2 separate regions of the Mus musculus genome follow, and region 1 is linked to region 2. A link is a loop called in an ENCODE intact Hi-C map of the cell type or tissue named here. Cell type or tissue: heart. All regions are shown on one strand.

Region 1 (8,000 bases), 540 kb after region 2:
ACGGCTGCCTCTCTAAGTCCATTTTGGTACAGGAGCCAATCATGGATAGCTTACACTTATAAACATTTCATTCTAAATACTTGTGAGTCAAATTATAAAACTTCTACTAAAATTAGAAAACCGAAAGTCTTTTTATATCTGAGCTCTTGCTTTAAAAATAAAATCAAAGCAAAGTATTTCTGGACAGCCAAGGCTCTAGCTGCTGGAGTTTAAAGACCTTTCCTTATACTGCTTCTCAGCATTAGGGTGGCTGGTTCTAGCAGAGTATTGATGGCAGGAGACAATAAAATCAGCAGGTATAGCCATGTGCTACTTATGTGTAAGCTGAGATGTGTAGCTACGAGGCGCCAGTATTCCCTTCACTGTAGAGAGGTACCTTAATAAAGAACATTTCTTTGTGAGGTGGCACAGGCTTGTAGTCCCAGCACAATACAAACTTTCTTAGGTTTGGGAGTTCAAGATTAGCCTATAAGACTCTGTTTCATACATACAAACCAATAAAAAAAATCAAATCAAATACTTGAAGACATCTCAGTGACCAGTGATCCCAAAGGAAAATAAAGAGTGCCCAATGTCATTTGCCACCTGGAGTGACATCATTCAATCACTCTGCGGGAGTGTAAATTGGCCTAATCTTTGTAGAAGTGTTCAAGGGTTGTTTCTGTTTTTTTTAAGTAAATTACTGATGTTGTAATATACATTTGTAAAATAAATTTACAACTTATTGACATGTTTGCCACCCCTACTTTTAAGATCGCAGCTGGGAATGATCTGGCTTGAACTAACTGGAGTATGGACTCCTACATAACAATAAAAAAAGACCGATGCTGAAGGAGCAACATTGTTGAACCTGGAAGACATCCAGAGTTCAAGAGGTCATTTATTTAAAAAAAAAAAAATCAGTCCTTAGTCTATAAATCTCATTTACATAAAATCAGAAACAGGCAAAACTCATCTCTGGTGAGAGATATCACATAAAGGTTGGAGAGGGGGTTGGTAAGAAATGAAGATGGAGGAGGATCTTGCGGATGGAACGGCCCACCCTGTGCCTTGGGAGTGATCTTAACATGGCAGGGACAATCGAACCCTTCGTCTGTGGTTTGTTTTTGTTTTTGTTTTTGTTTTCTGTGTTAATTATATGCCAGTATTTTCTTTTTTGTTTGTTTTTTTTTTGTTTTTGTTTTGTTTTGTTTTGTTTTGTTTTGTTTTGTTTTGTTTTGTTTTAAGAAGCCCTCTTCCCTTACTGAAAAGATTGCAGTCTGATGAATGAAGAGGGACTATGAGAAAGTGTTCTCCACAGAACTTCGTGGAGAAAGAAAAGGGCTGCCTCTGGTACTAGGAGAACTCAAAGGATTGTTAGAGAGGAGAACCTACAATGGACAACATGGCTTGAGTACCAAGATGTCTCAGGATGGCACTGAGAGCCCATTGAACAGATTTTGATGAAGAGGAGACGATGGGGGATGGGGAAGGGATGGATTGCCAGCAGTAAAGGGAGGAGAAAGTGGTATGCAGAGGCTCTTCCTGGGATGCCTCCCACATTCCTTTGCTAGGGAGTTGACTCCCAGAAGGTCAGTTAGAGCACATGATTGATGGCAGAGCTGGGGTGGGAGCCTCCTAAGTACAGAGTTAGTCTACATGTTAGGTCTGTTCCCCCTTTGTATGATGCTGGGGATGTTGGGTTCTGCTTCCTTCACGAGGTAGAGCCTCGTGAAGAAAAATGCTTCCTGCCAGGAGAAGCCTTTATGTTCCTGGGTACTGGAAGGCATGGGCCCTCCATAAATTGCCTTTCATCCACATGAACAATAGGTGTATACAACTGGACCCCTCCCCCAACCATGGTGGATCAGTGGGGCCCAGAGGCATTTCCTACTTCTTGCCCAGATTCTCTTAAAACTCAGCCAATGCCCCCGCTTGATCACAGGAATAGTACTGGAACAGATAGTGTAATCCTCTTGTATTTTTGAAGTCACTTGAAAACTATCTCAGGGTGTTTTCCGTATAGATCCTAAATCCCTTAAATAAGGAAATATCTAACATGACTCACCATATCCCTTGGGTCTTGCACTGGTTTTGGCCCCTGATTCTTTTGCAGCTGCAGCTGGTTGTGTTGCCTGTGCTGTGGACCACTCCTCTATAGCTGCAGCCTTCACAATCTGAACATTTCCTGTGTTACACATCCGAGTGGTGCAAAAATGGTATGAGACGTTGCCCATCAAACCCTCGCAAAGCTGACCGAAGCCCCATCTGCACGCGCTGCCTGTGTTTATATTGCTATAGACATTTCAGGTTTCGTTTGTCAGCTACAAAATTGGTCACATTTCAACCTCTGTTACCCCTGCACTGTAACTGATGGAAAGATGAAGAGATGAAGATTGTATTGGTGAATACTGGATTGGAGTGTTGGCGTTTCTGACAGAACTGGCAATTTTCAAATTGAGTGAGGCGTCAGGCTGCCTTTGCTTTATGGATTTTATTTCAGTTTCTTATGGATTAGATACCAGTCTTGCTAATTGTGTTAAACTGGGAGAGGCCACAGGACAGTGAGAACAGCCTCGAAGGAACCTTTCAGAAGGGCCCAAATGGGGCTGCAAGCTGTGTAAAAAATAAGACTGTAGCAGGCAGGATTGGAGTAGCCCAGTGTCACCAACAGCATACAGTGGGACTCTGGGGGGCTGTGGGGGTAGCCTTTAGAGCACCCACTGCCAATTCGCCATTCTGTTTGTTTAAATGTAGGTGTAGTCTTCCTTTTGCTCATCTGAACAGCCCCAGAGCTTGAGTGCAAGCTTAGAGAGTACCTCCTTTTAAAAAGAAAATTCCCATTTTCGGTTCATCTAGCTAATCCATTTCTCCGTTTAGAAATAATATCCATGCTTATACCTTTATCTATTTAAATATTTTTCCAGCATAATTTCATGGTAGGGAAACAAAGCCATCTCCTCCACAGCAAACAAGATGGGGGTGTAAATCTAGCACTGATCTACCCAGGCTTACAATCCTTGAAAAATCCTCCCACAGCTAGCTGCATTAATATTCATGACATGAAAATAAAAGGCAGCTTGTGGGTTGGGCAAAGGTGAGTTCTGGAATGGGCTTCCAGGATGGGAAAGCCTGGAGGCTAGGTTTGTCCAGCCACCCCTTCCCACCTTCAAATCCCAGCCAAGCTTAGAATTCCTTTGCTGAACACAGCCTTTCTAAGTGTTAGAAAGCATGCACTTTCGGACACCAATGTACATCCCGGAACCCACGCAGTTCCGGGAACCGTGCACTTCCGGGAACCCGAGCACTTCCGGAAACCCATTACTCCCCTAGCTTCCATTTAATTTACTTTAGTTGCCAGTGAGAATAAGGATGAGACCAATGCAGCAAGAAACCTGGAGGGTGAGCTTTGCAGGTCGTGACACTCAGAGATGTGTTCAGTCCCACGTAAACGTGAATGAAGCGGGACCACTCAATCTTCCTAGTTGCCCCTTTCATTCAGAATAAAACTTTGGAAGCAAGTTGGGCAGTGACGTTTAGAAAGACACGGGGTAACAAATCAACTCAAAGCTTTGTGGCTTGAAACAGTTGTAATTTAGTATTTCTCACGATCGGGAAGTTTGACGGCGCCTGGCTGTTTTGCGGGCACTGGATGGGATGTGCCTGTGAGCTACATTCAGCCAGTTTACTCAGCTACATTCAGTTAGCAGTTCAAAGCTACGTGTGATGGTGATACACTCCTGTACTTCTCGCCTCATGGGATTCGGAAGCAGGAGAATTGCTTGATTCTGGGAGTTCACTGCCAGCCTGGTCAACATGGCAATTGCCTGTCACAAATAAGCAAGCAAGCAAGCAAACTAGCACACAGCTGAGCACTTGCCCGGACTAAGAAGCCCATTTCACTGTTAACAGCTGGCTTATCTTGCCTTGCTGTTAGCTTTTCTCTCTCTTCACACAGGTAGTCTGGTGTGTGTCACTTCTGCTGGCTTCATTTCTTGCCTCGTGGCTGGCTTCCAAGATACTGAGTTAAAGCGGCCAGGCACATGTGACTTACTCTGTTGGTCAAAGCAGGCTACCATACCAGCTGATACGGGTGCAGTGGTGTGCCCATGGCTGAAAGAAAGGAATCCACAGTGGCTGCTTGCAGATTACCAATTCAAGCTATTTCCATGTGTTGCCTAACCATTTTAGAGAACCTGCTAATTTTAACTTGCTGCCGTGAAGATTATGCAACCCTGCTTAGTGGGTGCACTGCGCAGGGGACTTTTTAAATCCAAATAATGTTGATCAAAACTCCTCCCCCAACCTGCTTTTGGTTATTTATACTTATTAAATAATAGCTTGCTTCTGTGATGGAATGTTGATTTATGTTTTGTAACTAAGTCTTTTGGATAATTTGATGAATGCATTCTTAATTGGGAGCAAATTTAGACAGAATTGATTTAGTCTAGACCAGGATCTTCTTCTGGTATTGCGGCATCAGATCCTGGTTGGCCTCTTCTTGTAATCCCTCCTATTTCCTGGAGGAATGATACAAGTTCATTTTCTCATATTCAGGAATGGTCTTAAAAAACAAGTGTAAATTTTTTGGCAGGGAAAAATAAGGCTGGCATAGAAAGTCCCAAGATAACCAGGGTTACACTGTGAGGCCCCATCTTGAAAAATCCAAATTAAGTAATTAGTTAATTAATGAATTAAGCTAGAATTTTAACATGGAAAAATTTCAAATACAAAGACTACTCTAAGGTTTGATAAGTACAAATAACTGACATTCCTAATTATAAAATGTGTTTTATAACTCATAAATATTTAGTTCTCTGAAGAAAGGAAGATAGAAGTTATAGTATTGATGTTCTGGGCACCTTTAGCAAGCTGTCTAACTTCAGACCTTTGTTTTAATAAACCGAGAATAATTTATTCTCTGCTTACCTCAGATGGTATGTATAAAGCTTAATGAAAAAAAAAACTATTTAGGACCACATATAAGATATAACTGGGCAGACAAAGTATCTATGTGCAAAAAGTGAGAAACAAATTATTTAGATAGGTGATAAACAGATAAATGGATAGGTGGATGGATAGATAGGCAGATGGACAGACACACTTAAAGGTAAATAGACAGATGACTCCCTTTCCAAAGGTCTTAATCTCATTACAGTATTTCTAATAGCAGCCAAATATGGTGACACAGGCCTTTAATGGAGGCACCCGGGAAGCAGACACAGGCAGATATGAGTTCAAGGCCAAGCTGGTCTATATACCAAGTTATTAACTAAGCCACAGTAATGGTTTAAAATAAGTCTAGTCATTTCTAGAGATGATTGGCAATAGCTAGTTTGTTTGTTTGTTTGTTTGTTTGTTTGTTTCCCTGCTCTGCTTAGTTCTACAAATTCTATAGAAAATCTGGGTCAGGCTGAACTTTGTTGGCTGAATTTCAACCCCTTTCAATGTCTGTTCTGGGAAGGTTGTTGACAGACAGAGTGACGACAGGACTCAGGACTGGGCTCCTTCTTTGAACTATGGTACCCTTTGCATGTCTCCCTTTCATTGACAGTTCTTTGATTCTTTGCAATTGAAATTCCCTTTCACGACAGACTGATAAGTCTTTTTAGAAGATAATTATAAAATAAAAAGAATTCAAGATTTCTGGTGGTCATAAAATATTTGCCATATTCAATGGTTTGCTTCTACATTTTTTCAAGGATTGAATGAACTACTTGTGACTGTTGGGACTTAAAATAATTAAAATAAAATGCACAGATCTCCAGTCACATTAACTATATACCCAGTCACTGTATATGTATGTGCCCAGCATCACAGCAACATTATAATGGACAGCAATGTCACAGGACCTACTTTTCCAACCCATGTGGTACTGTTTCTCTTCTTCAGAGTCTCCTTTTCACCTCATGTGTTTTGAATAAGCAACAAGGAGAAGAGAGTGCAAATATTTACTGTTTGTTAAATGTGTTAAATTGATGGCAATTGAATAGACCAGTCTGCCAACTGGACTAACTTTTAAATCCTTAAAATTTAATTTGTATATAGTGTTTCCTAGAGATGGTTGTAAAAAAAAGTTTTTTTTTTTTTTGCTTGTTCTCTTAGATTTATTTATTTATTTTATGTGTATGGATGTTTGCCTACTTTATATATGTGCATCACCTGCATACCTGGTGCCCTGGAGAGCAAGAAGAGGCCATTAAATTCCCTGAAACTGGAGTTAGGATGGCTATGAACCACCATATGAGTGTTGGGAGCCAAACCCAAGTCCTCTGCAAGAGCAGCAAGCACGCTTATCTCCTAAGCCATTTCTCCTATTTGCTGATCTGTTAACTTGCTTGCTTACATCGACTTTACAACAGCTCGAATCACCTGACAATTAACCCTTCTTGCGAATTGGTGACCACACATTTTGCATTGAATATTTCATTATTTAAAAAAAAAAAAAAAAAAAAAAAAAAAAAAAAAACCTTACTACAGACTTCTTTTCCACTGGGAAAGTATGCTCATATTAAAGTTTGTTGAAGTAATGTATGCCCTTTTCTCAGTTTAAACAGAATTTCTAATCCAAGATCTGTGCGGATCTTGACATCTGCCAGTTAAAATATTGACTTTAAATAGAGAGGTCATAAAAACTGTGAGATTAAAATGATTCGGCGCTCTGAGTCCTTATCACACAGCTCACAGTAAATGGAGATTGCGCAATGCTGGGTTGAAGAAGCTGTAGGGTTCCGCTGTGCAGACGTGCTCCTAAGATATTCCAAAGCGGGTTTAAATCACAGTGCGTCCTGATGAGAGACTGATATTTTAAAAATGCTCGGGAGCAAGAATTTACTTTGTGTTGAAGGGTTGCTGAAAGGCATTAAGATAGTGCCACGAAGCTCTGGCAGGAAAAAGAGCAGTTCCCAAAGCCAAGCCACAGTTCTTGGGATCAGAATTAGAAAATTTTGTGTAAGCGTCGTGGTTCACCAGAGATGCCTTCCTTAACGGAAGTCTGTTTTCCACCTTCATATTGATATAATTTATGCAAGTCTGGGAAACCAAATTCTACCTTAATGTCACTTAATGTTTGTCACTTGGGCCAAACTTTAGTGATTTTTTTATTTTGAAACCGAAAGTGAACTTTTGTGGCCCAAATCTTACATGCCACATTAACTATCTTGTCAAGAATAGCTGCGTACCAGTGGGATCCGGCAGTTAGTGATAGCGACTCCTATTGGATCTTGGAGAAAGAAAGATGTGGGAAGACTAGGCTGCTGGGGCAAGCTCCCTAACTTAATTCTCCTTGTCTCTAGGTAACTGGACAGGCTACTTTGACTATGTTCATAAATTCTAAGACATTAAGTGAAACATTTGTCAACAATGTTTCCTAATACCTGAGTTGGGAGACTTCAAAGTAGACAGAGCTTTAAAGTCTGGCTGGCCTCCCTTCTCTCAAAGTTTCTTCCTTTCCATGCTATCCCTTTCCCCCAAACATTTTAGATGTTTTGTTTGAACTTAAGGCAGGTCATTTCTTAGGGTGGGCATGCAGTCTTTAACCGGAATTTCTCTGAAGATTGAAGATACCGAGCAGTTATTGCTGTAGCGCCGTGAGAATTTGCACCTGTCTAAGAGCTTATCATTAAAATGCCACTTCTCTGAGGAGAGCATTCATGATACTTTAGTGACCCAGTGCTAACCCTGAAGTCTGGAAGATGGGATGCCAGGGGAATCCAAAAGTGACATCAGGGGAATGGTTGGTTCGGTGACACACACTAGTGAGAATGTCACTGTTACCTGTTCTAGCAGGCACTTGCAGACAGACACTCTTTGACAAAGCTTTCTCAAGTCTTCCCTTTCAGTCTCTTTCTCCCTGTGTATCACTCACTTTCCTGTTGCTGTTTATGGGGACTGCCGACCTATCAGGCTGGATTCAAGGTTTTCATCTTGGATCTGTTTTTTGGGTTTTGTTTTTTCTGGAGGTAAACCACTTTGTTTGTTATGAAAGTCTGGTCTAGCATTTACTCTCCTAAGTTCACTGT
Region 2 (8,000 bases):
GATCATGAACTTCCACATGGTTTCTGGTGGGCCAGATAGACACATGGCCTCCTGGAGCAGTTCAGAAAACAGACCTCAACATGGTCCCTGTGACAGAACAGACCACAGACCTTAACATGACTTTCTGGTGACAGCATGGACTATGGATGTCAACACAGTCTTCTGTGGCAGCCCTGACCATGGATGTCAACATAGGCTCTGGTGGCAGCACTGACCATGGACACTGACATTTGTTCCCAGCTCAGATTTTGAGACGAAGTCTTTCTATGTAGGTTCACTGGCCTGTAGCCCACTTATATAGATTGGGCTGGTTTCTTTTTATAAATTTATTTTCATTTTATGTTCATTAGTATTTTGCCTGCATGTATGTCTGTGTGAGGTGTCAGAAGCCCTGGAACAAGAGTTACAGATGGTTGTGAGCTGTCATGTGGATGCTGGGATTTGAACCCAGGTCCTCTGGAGGAGCCGTCAGAGCCTCTCACCACTGGGCCATCTCTGCAGCCACCCCAACCCCTCAGTTCCTTTGTGTGTGTTATCTATCAATGTTAATCATGTTGAAAGTTAGAAAAGAATGTTGAAACACTTAATACCTCACTTAAAAACTGTTAAATGTTATATTAGTTGAGTGTTACTTTTGGAAATAATTACTTTGGAAAATGAAAAATCGAATGGTAAAAGTAGCTTTCATTAAAAAAGAAATTCTGGAGCCTGGCATGGTGGCACACGCCTTTAATCCGAGCACTTGGGAGGCAGAGGCAGGCAGATTTCTGAGTTCGAGGCCAGCCTGGTCTACAAAGTGAGTTCCAGGACAGCCAAGGCTACACAGAGAAACCCTGTCTTGAAAAACAAAACAAAACAGAACAAACAAACAAACAAACAAAAAGCAACAAAGAAATTCTGCAAATCTCTAAAGTAGCTGGGTTTTTTACATCTGTTTCTGTATTTAATCTATATGGTGCTCTGATTGAAGCATGCAGAAAAACAATCTAGCCTCACACTGACATACAGCTAGAAAAAAAAACTAAGAGCACCACTTAATAGTCATTTCAGATAGCTCTCCCTTTCTTCTCTAAATTTACCAAAACTCAACGAGTGTCAGTTTCATAGAGATTGACTGCAGAGCAGTATCTGAAATCAAGCGAGAACTTTCTTTATGCGTTCATGCTAGAATGCGTAGGTTTGCATTGCCCTTTGGTGAGATTATTGACTCATGAGCGCCTTCAGTCACTGGCCGTTTGGAAAGCTGTTTGCTGAGTTCCATAGCTGTACATACAAGGGTGCTGTTGGGTTCACAGCGGTCAAGGCGAGGTTTTCAAGATTCTATTTCTGTCAAGAAAGCTCACATTGATTCATAGGCAGTAATCCTGTCAACTGTATTCTTTGACGTGCCAGGTTTAATTGGTTCGTATCTGAGAAAATTCCTGAACATACTATTAAGATATGTGACTGAATAACCATGATGTGTCCTTCATTCTTCTGTGGGAATAGAAATGATGTTTTGACAGAAAGGCAGCTAGTTTACTTTACAACTCACTTGTGCTCTTGCATCTCCTTGACACAACTTAGGCACCTGGAGACAGACACTGCAGAAGTGCTGGACACAGCATCCACCTTATGCCCTGGGATGTTAAAATGGCTATACCTAAAAGAGTAACATTAATACAATTATCAATTTGAGCTGTATCATCAAATATATGTGTGTGTATGTGTGTGTGTGTGTGTGTGTGTGTGTGAGTGTATATATGTGTGTGTGTATATAGCACTAAAAGATACAATATCAACTTGCACAGCTTGGCACCCCAAATCTTAGTTTTGCAACAACAACAAAAATGTTTAAGCCTTGTGGAAGTTCTACAAATGTCACGGAGCTTCTTCCCAGGTGGCCCGGAAGTCACACTGATAATTGCTAGCTACATATAGGATTCTCCAGCCCAATTGTGGGGTCTCATGGTCTTTTTAGTTCCCCTTTAGCTATGTTCAAGCATCTGACCCTGGGACCAACATTGGTTGGTTCCTTATAATTTGATGCAGTACCAGGACCCTGGAAAGCTGCTCTCTAGGCCTTTGTGACAAGCATCATGGTTCAGTCTCTGCTTCCCCTTAGTTTGAGAAGCTGCTAATGATAAAAGAGTCATTTCAAAGCTCAGATCAGCAGCTGGGTAGATGGCTTATTTTCTTTAACTACATAATTCCCCTACTTGGGGACTTCCATCCTTTACCAACAGTCTAGATCTGAAAACAAACCCTCTACCTTCTATCACAGTCCACAGTCCACTTCAGCAAAAATTTTATCTTTTGAATTCACAAAGAACAGCTCTAATGCTTCTTTGTTTGTTTGTTTGTTTGTTTGGTTGGTTGGTTTTTCGAGACAGGGTTTCTCTGTGTAGCCCTGGCTGTCCTGGAACTCACTCTGCAGACCAGGCTGGCCTTGAACTCAGAAATCTGCCTGCCTCTGCCTCCCAAGTGCTGAGATTAAAGGCGTGTACCACCACCGCCTGGCAGCTCTAATGCTTTTTAAACAATAATTGTTTAAAACTCTTGTCATATAAGTGCCACCTGCTGATTGTGTCACTCAGTATTCTTATTTACCTTTCCCCACCAGTCAGTCAAACATCCTGGACACCTCAGTTCACAAAACAACAAAGCAAAAGGAGGAGAGACAGACTTGGGCTGAAGTTTTTGCAGGCACTTACAAACTTCTTCTTTAACCAAGTTTTCACCCACTTCAATCTTGTCATCTATAAAACGGGGATAATTTTTCTTTCCTCCTAATTTGCCTCTGAGGCTAGGGACTTAATGAGAAAAAAAACCGTCTTAAGGAACAAACTCAAGGCTGGATGTGGTTTACAAGTGTGGATTAGAGACAGGATTCCCTAACTTTATATTCCTAGGTCATTAGCTATTATGGAGGCAAAGATAGGTTAGGAAGCGATCAGAGACACATGACATCCCATAATACCCAGATGAGGAATGGGAAAGTACTTATGCCCGTTGGTCTCAGCAAGGCACACGGGCAAGCCCAACACCAGGGCAGGAAAGGGTGTTATTTCATCAAAAAAAAAAAAAAAAAAAAAAAAAAGTCAGTATCACTGAGTCATCATTTATCTATCCTCATACACTGCTTCTTATAGGCATCCTAAAAATAGAAAAATATTAATATCCCCTTGCGGTGAGTTATTAAAAAAAGAAGAAGAAGGCAGATTATGTATTCTAGAAAGGTCTTCACATCCCGGAAGCAAGGATTCTTAGTAGTGGCTATTCATTCTGAGTGTCAGCAATGGACTAAAACCCAAGGCAAATCAAATCCAAAATAAAACAATTTCCCCCAGTTTAATGACTGAAGGAGAAAAGTATTGCCAATATTTGCCCAGGCACAAAATTGCCAGCCCCTGAATGAACTTGGTGGGTAGTCACGGAGTATCTTTCCTGAGCACCGCAGGATAGTCAGTGCACCGGCAGGGGGCGCTTGCTGGCTTGTTGCTTCTAACCTGTTCTCAGCAGTGCTTCTCTGAAGGCCCCTCCTCCTCCGGATCTATCAATGCCTCTGTGTAAGTAGAGAAATTTCACCTTCATAACTTATTCATGGTTAGAAAGAAAGAACAACCTTGGGGAGACTCTCTGGGGAGAGGCCTGGCCTGTCTTCCACTCTCTAGGGATAGCCCTCATTCAGTCTTGTCTGGGATCGATGGAGCAGGTTCCTTTAATTTAGAACACTCGAACCGAGGCAAGATGCTGACCTTTCTGTGTGCATCTTAAAGTGGGAGCAACACAGAGTCCTCAGGAATTGCAAGGGCAAGATATGGAACGACGTTGATGGGAAAGAGCTTTGGTTTGAGCCTGATGGCTAGTAACAGGCAGTGGGTTGGAGGGATGATGATGAGGGTGAGCCAGATCGCATTATTTCTGAAGTAAGTGTCCCAATGTCTGACAGTAACTGTTGTTTCATAGAACAACAACAACAAAAGCCCTCAGCTATCTATAAAGTGGATAATACTTAATAAAATACATAAGTAGTTGAAACTAAGAGAAACATTCTTCTAGAGAAGTTCAGAAGCCACAATACAGTCATGAAACAAAATGAAGAACACTCTTTGATTCTAATCTTGGATGGCATCTATACCAATGAAATACCAGAAAATGAGAACACGGGTCCAACGCCCAGCTGATGCAGCACTTGTCAGTCATCCATCTCATCCCCTGATGTTCAGAGTGAACGTTCAGACAATCATTCAGACTGAGGATGCCTTCGGCTGAAGTGTTCCTGGAAAGGAGTGTCATGGACACACTCATCAAAGATGGATAAATTTGCTACTGCTATCAAGTTGCTGAATATTAACTTATAATTTATGGGCTGTATTAATTATGGGAAATTTCACATCTGCAACAATACAACCCATAAGCAACATTTAGCTTAACATTTAAGAGTCTCGTCTAAAACAAATAATTCTATAGTAGTAGCAATAATGTCTAGACTTGGGACTTTCCACGTAAGGAGCATGCAAAATGCCTCTACAAAATTTAACCCCCTATAAAGACAAATCTTTAGCTTCTGTAGAAAGTAGAGGCTAGGGAGCCTGAAGCACATAGCATGCTTGCGTTGTGCAGATACATCGAATCACACAATAGGCAGGTGTAATAAGCAGAAACAGATGCGGCTCCCTAGTGCAGCCCTTAGCAGCTTTCACTCCCAGAGGTATTTTTATTGGCATACAAAAGAATGAGCGTTGAGGGTATGTTTTTAAGACAATTTTGAATTATCAAGGAAAAATTTCACAGAACGCCCAGAAAACAGGTCGAAGATCGAATTACACGAGGGTCCACCACCCTCCTCTGAAGGACATTTCTTCTTTGTTGAGAAGGCTCTGCAGAGCTCTTTGCGGGGAATTTGCAGGTTGACTGCGGAGCTGAAAAGTTTCACTAGGGGGCAGCCTATCACCGAACTGTGAGCTGATTCTGCATCTGATTTCAATAAGAAACTGGCCCAGGGACTCGCACATTCTCGGCACAGCTTCTAAAGGAAAATTGATGCGTCTATAAAATGCCGAATCAGCATAGTCACAGGAGGTGAGCAAAGGAAGGGAAAAGTCTTGCATAACATTAAGAGCCCCGCAGAAATCAGTGGTTAGGCATACAAATGCGGTGTGCTTTGAGCACACAAATCTCATGATGTGGATGTGCCTGTATGTAGACCAGGGGACATTAAAAAGAGCCGTAGTTTTGCTTTTAACACATGCACACGCAGTTAAAGGCACACGATCCAATTCAACATTTTGTAATTTGGAAGGAACCAAAGGGAAGAGGAACTGATTAACTCTTCAGACCCCAGGTTTAAGCTGCGCCGAAAGCCATGGTCAGGTGGTTCTCCACTGCTGGGTGACTTCTGTTTGACCCTATACATCCTTTCGAATGCTTTTCCTCTTTGCCACTCTTTCTCATGCATTTTATATTCCTCAAGTGTTCTCACCTAACAAAACCAACAGTCTCAGCCCCGATGAGAGTCATGACTATTTTTGTAACCGGGCTCAGAATGGTCTCAGAACACTGCGCCGAGGCAATATTAGTAATGTGATATCTGGAAGCCGTGTGAGCAGCCGGGCTGTCTGCTCTCATTGTGTCCGTGATTGTAAAAGGCAGCTGTGAGCTCTGGCATCCCTGAGTGACTGGTGTGACCTTGTGTGGTCTGGGAACCAGCTGAGGGTGGCCTGGCATGCTGTCACCGGAGACCTGCAGGCAACACAAGGTGGTAATGGAGGACTGTGTAGAAACTTAGGAGCTGTGCCCAGAATCCTGCTTACCTTGTGCATGGAGCTTTAAAATGACAAAGGAAGTTACTAGATTAGACATGGCGTCCACACAAGCTCAGGCCTGAAAAAAAAAAAAAAAAAAAAAAACACTTATCCAGCAAGGTCAAAACTAGAACTGAGACAGTAGAGAGTATTTTTGGATTCTAGTTCCACCTCTTGCTACGAGAATGGGCAAGTTATTTGCCCCTTTTTTTGTTTTAGGCTCCTCTTCAATAAAAGGATGCTTAGAATAGCTCCTGCGTGCAGGGCTACTATTGTTATTTCTTGTGATAGAGATGAGAGAAGTGGACTTATGGGAAGGCTGTTTCTTCATTTGTAACATGGAGATAATAGAATCTGCTCTCTAGACTTGTTGGAAGAGTTGCTGAGCTCTTGTGAAGTGCTTACAGTGGTATCTGATAACTATTGATTGCCCGATAACTAGTATATCTGATGCTCCTCAAAGCTGAAGTGGGGATGGTGCTGTCCATTCCAGAGGGTTCCAGGGCTCCTGGAAGGAATGAATAGGTTCAATGTATTGCATTCATCCAGGGTGTTCAGCCAACGATGCCGATTCATTTTAGTACTTGGCATGAGAATTCTCTTGCTTATTTTACCTGGTATCTATGTATGTACTCACCCTAGAAAGACACCTGAGTTCTGAAGTGGAAACCTAGAGAACTCAGTCAGTCCTCAGCAGCAGATCCCCTCTCCTGTGTTCTGGAGCCTCTGGTAACCTAAGAAAAAGTGTGTGCCCATCCGCCATTTTTCACACACAATCTGGAGCCTTTCCATGTGTCGTGACGCCCACTAGGGTTTCCTGGAAACCTGTAAGGGCTGGGAAAAGAAGCCCTGCAATGTAAAGAAGAATATCTTAATCCAGATTTGGGCATCACAAATGGGGATAAGAAGATGTTTCTGAAATTGGCACAATATCTATGGTTCCCAGACTTGTGGCAGGAGTCCCATCACCTGGAATAGCCCATAAAACCAAGCTTCTCAGGCAATCCCAGCAGCTGTCGTAAGATTGTCAGTTCTAAAGTTTCAGTATATGCCCTGCCCCAAATTTTGCATGCTGGGAAGAGTTCCCAGTGTATTAGTGTTGAGTAATGGTACCTTTAAAAGATGAAGGCTCTGCCCTCATGGGGATTAATGCTGATTTTGGAGCAGGTTCATGTTATAAAAAGAAATTCAGCTCTCTCTCACTCTTTCCCCCTTACCTCCTCCTGCTTCTTTACCTCCCTCCCCACCCCTTACCTCCTCTCACCTCCCACCCTGGGCAAGGGTGTATCTCATGGTCTCTCATATTAGACTTTTCAGCTTCTGGAATTGAGTGAAGAAATCACCTTTGTCTAACCTTTCTGTTCTCTCTAGGCCCTTGCCTGATTGACTGGTGCCTGTAATCATGGTCACTTCATTGGGTCCCTGTATTAGTCAGAGTTCTCTAGAGTCACAGAACTTATGGGTAGTCTCTATATAATAAAGGAATTTGTTGATGACTTACAGTCTATAGTCCAACTCCCAACAATGGTCAACAGCAGCTGTGAATGGAAGTCCAAGGATCTAGTAGTTGCTCAGTCCCACAAGGCAAGCAGGCAAAGGAGAGAGAGAGGGGGGGAGAGGGAGAGGGAGAGGGAGAGGAGACTATCTTCCTTCTTCCAATGTCCTTATGTAGGTCTCCAGCAGAAGGTGTAGCCCAGATTAAAGGTGTGTGCCACCACACCTTTAATGCCAGAAGACCTTGAACTCAGAGATCTCCCCTTGTCTTAATCTTCTGAAATTCACAGCCATTATGCCTCAAGATTTCCATGCCAAGATCCAGGTCAGAAACTTGTATGTCCCAGCCTCCAGATTAGGATCACTGGTAAGCCTTCTAACGCTGGTTTATAATTCATTCCAGATATAGTCAAGTTGACAACCAGGACTAGCCACTACAATTCCTCACCCGCCTCCTCTGGTCGCCCTCACAGACACCAGGAAGGACCACTTCAGCATTTCTCAAGGTGAGCCAGCTCCCAAAAGTAACCACCCGAGTGGGGCTTTGGAGGTGATGAAACCCAGAAAACTGAATTTTGTCTTTGTTTTGGCTTTTAAAGAAATTGGTTTCTAAGAGGAGAGAGAGAGAGGTCTAGTTCATTTTGAAACTTGGCATAACTCTTATTTAACTGATACTTCTGAAAGCATGAGAACGAGGATATAAAAATGGTGGAGTACAAT

What was found. Hi-C counts contacts between places; a loop is a spot of excess contacts. Peaks named below come from ENCODE experiments on the same cell type or tissue, not always from the same donor. Only the 100,000 strongest peaks of a DNase experiment are listed, where the experiment ranks them.
Region 1: it touches region 2 in a loop (4-fold over the local background); 12 of 42 quality-filtered maps call a loop at or near these places.

The regions. Positions count from the first base shown.
Region 1 is chr2:60,907,057-60,915,056 of GRCm38, reverse strand. It overlaps a transcript of Rbms1 not described here. Among named protein-coding and RNA genes, the nearest start is that of Rbms1, 30 kb to the right of the region's middle. In heart, a CTCF peak has its summit at 7,183; DNase peaks (open chromatin) are centred at 3,986 and 6,766; H3K4me3 peaks cover 1,161 bases; H3K27ac peaks cover 2,039 bases.
Region 2 is chr2:61,451,571-61,459,570 of GRCm38, reverse strand. Gm39835 (a long non-coding RNA gene) reads left to right here and starts at 7,501. Exons shown (of 3, transcript XR_866363.2): 1 at 7,501-7,605; 2 at 7,684-7,786. It overlaps Gm33753 (a long non-coding RNA gene), which reads right to left and starts at 6,629. Exons shown (of 4, transcript XR_374566.2): 1 at 6,424-6,629; 2 at 6,192-6,294; 3 at 5,796-5,865; 4 at 5,479-5,724. In heart, CTCF peaks have their summits at 3,454 (motif pointing right) and 4,911 (motif pointing right); DNase peaks (open chromatin) are centred at 4,970 and 5,640; H3K4me3 peaks cover 803 bases; H3K27ac peaks cover 1,417 bases.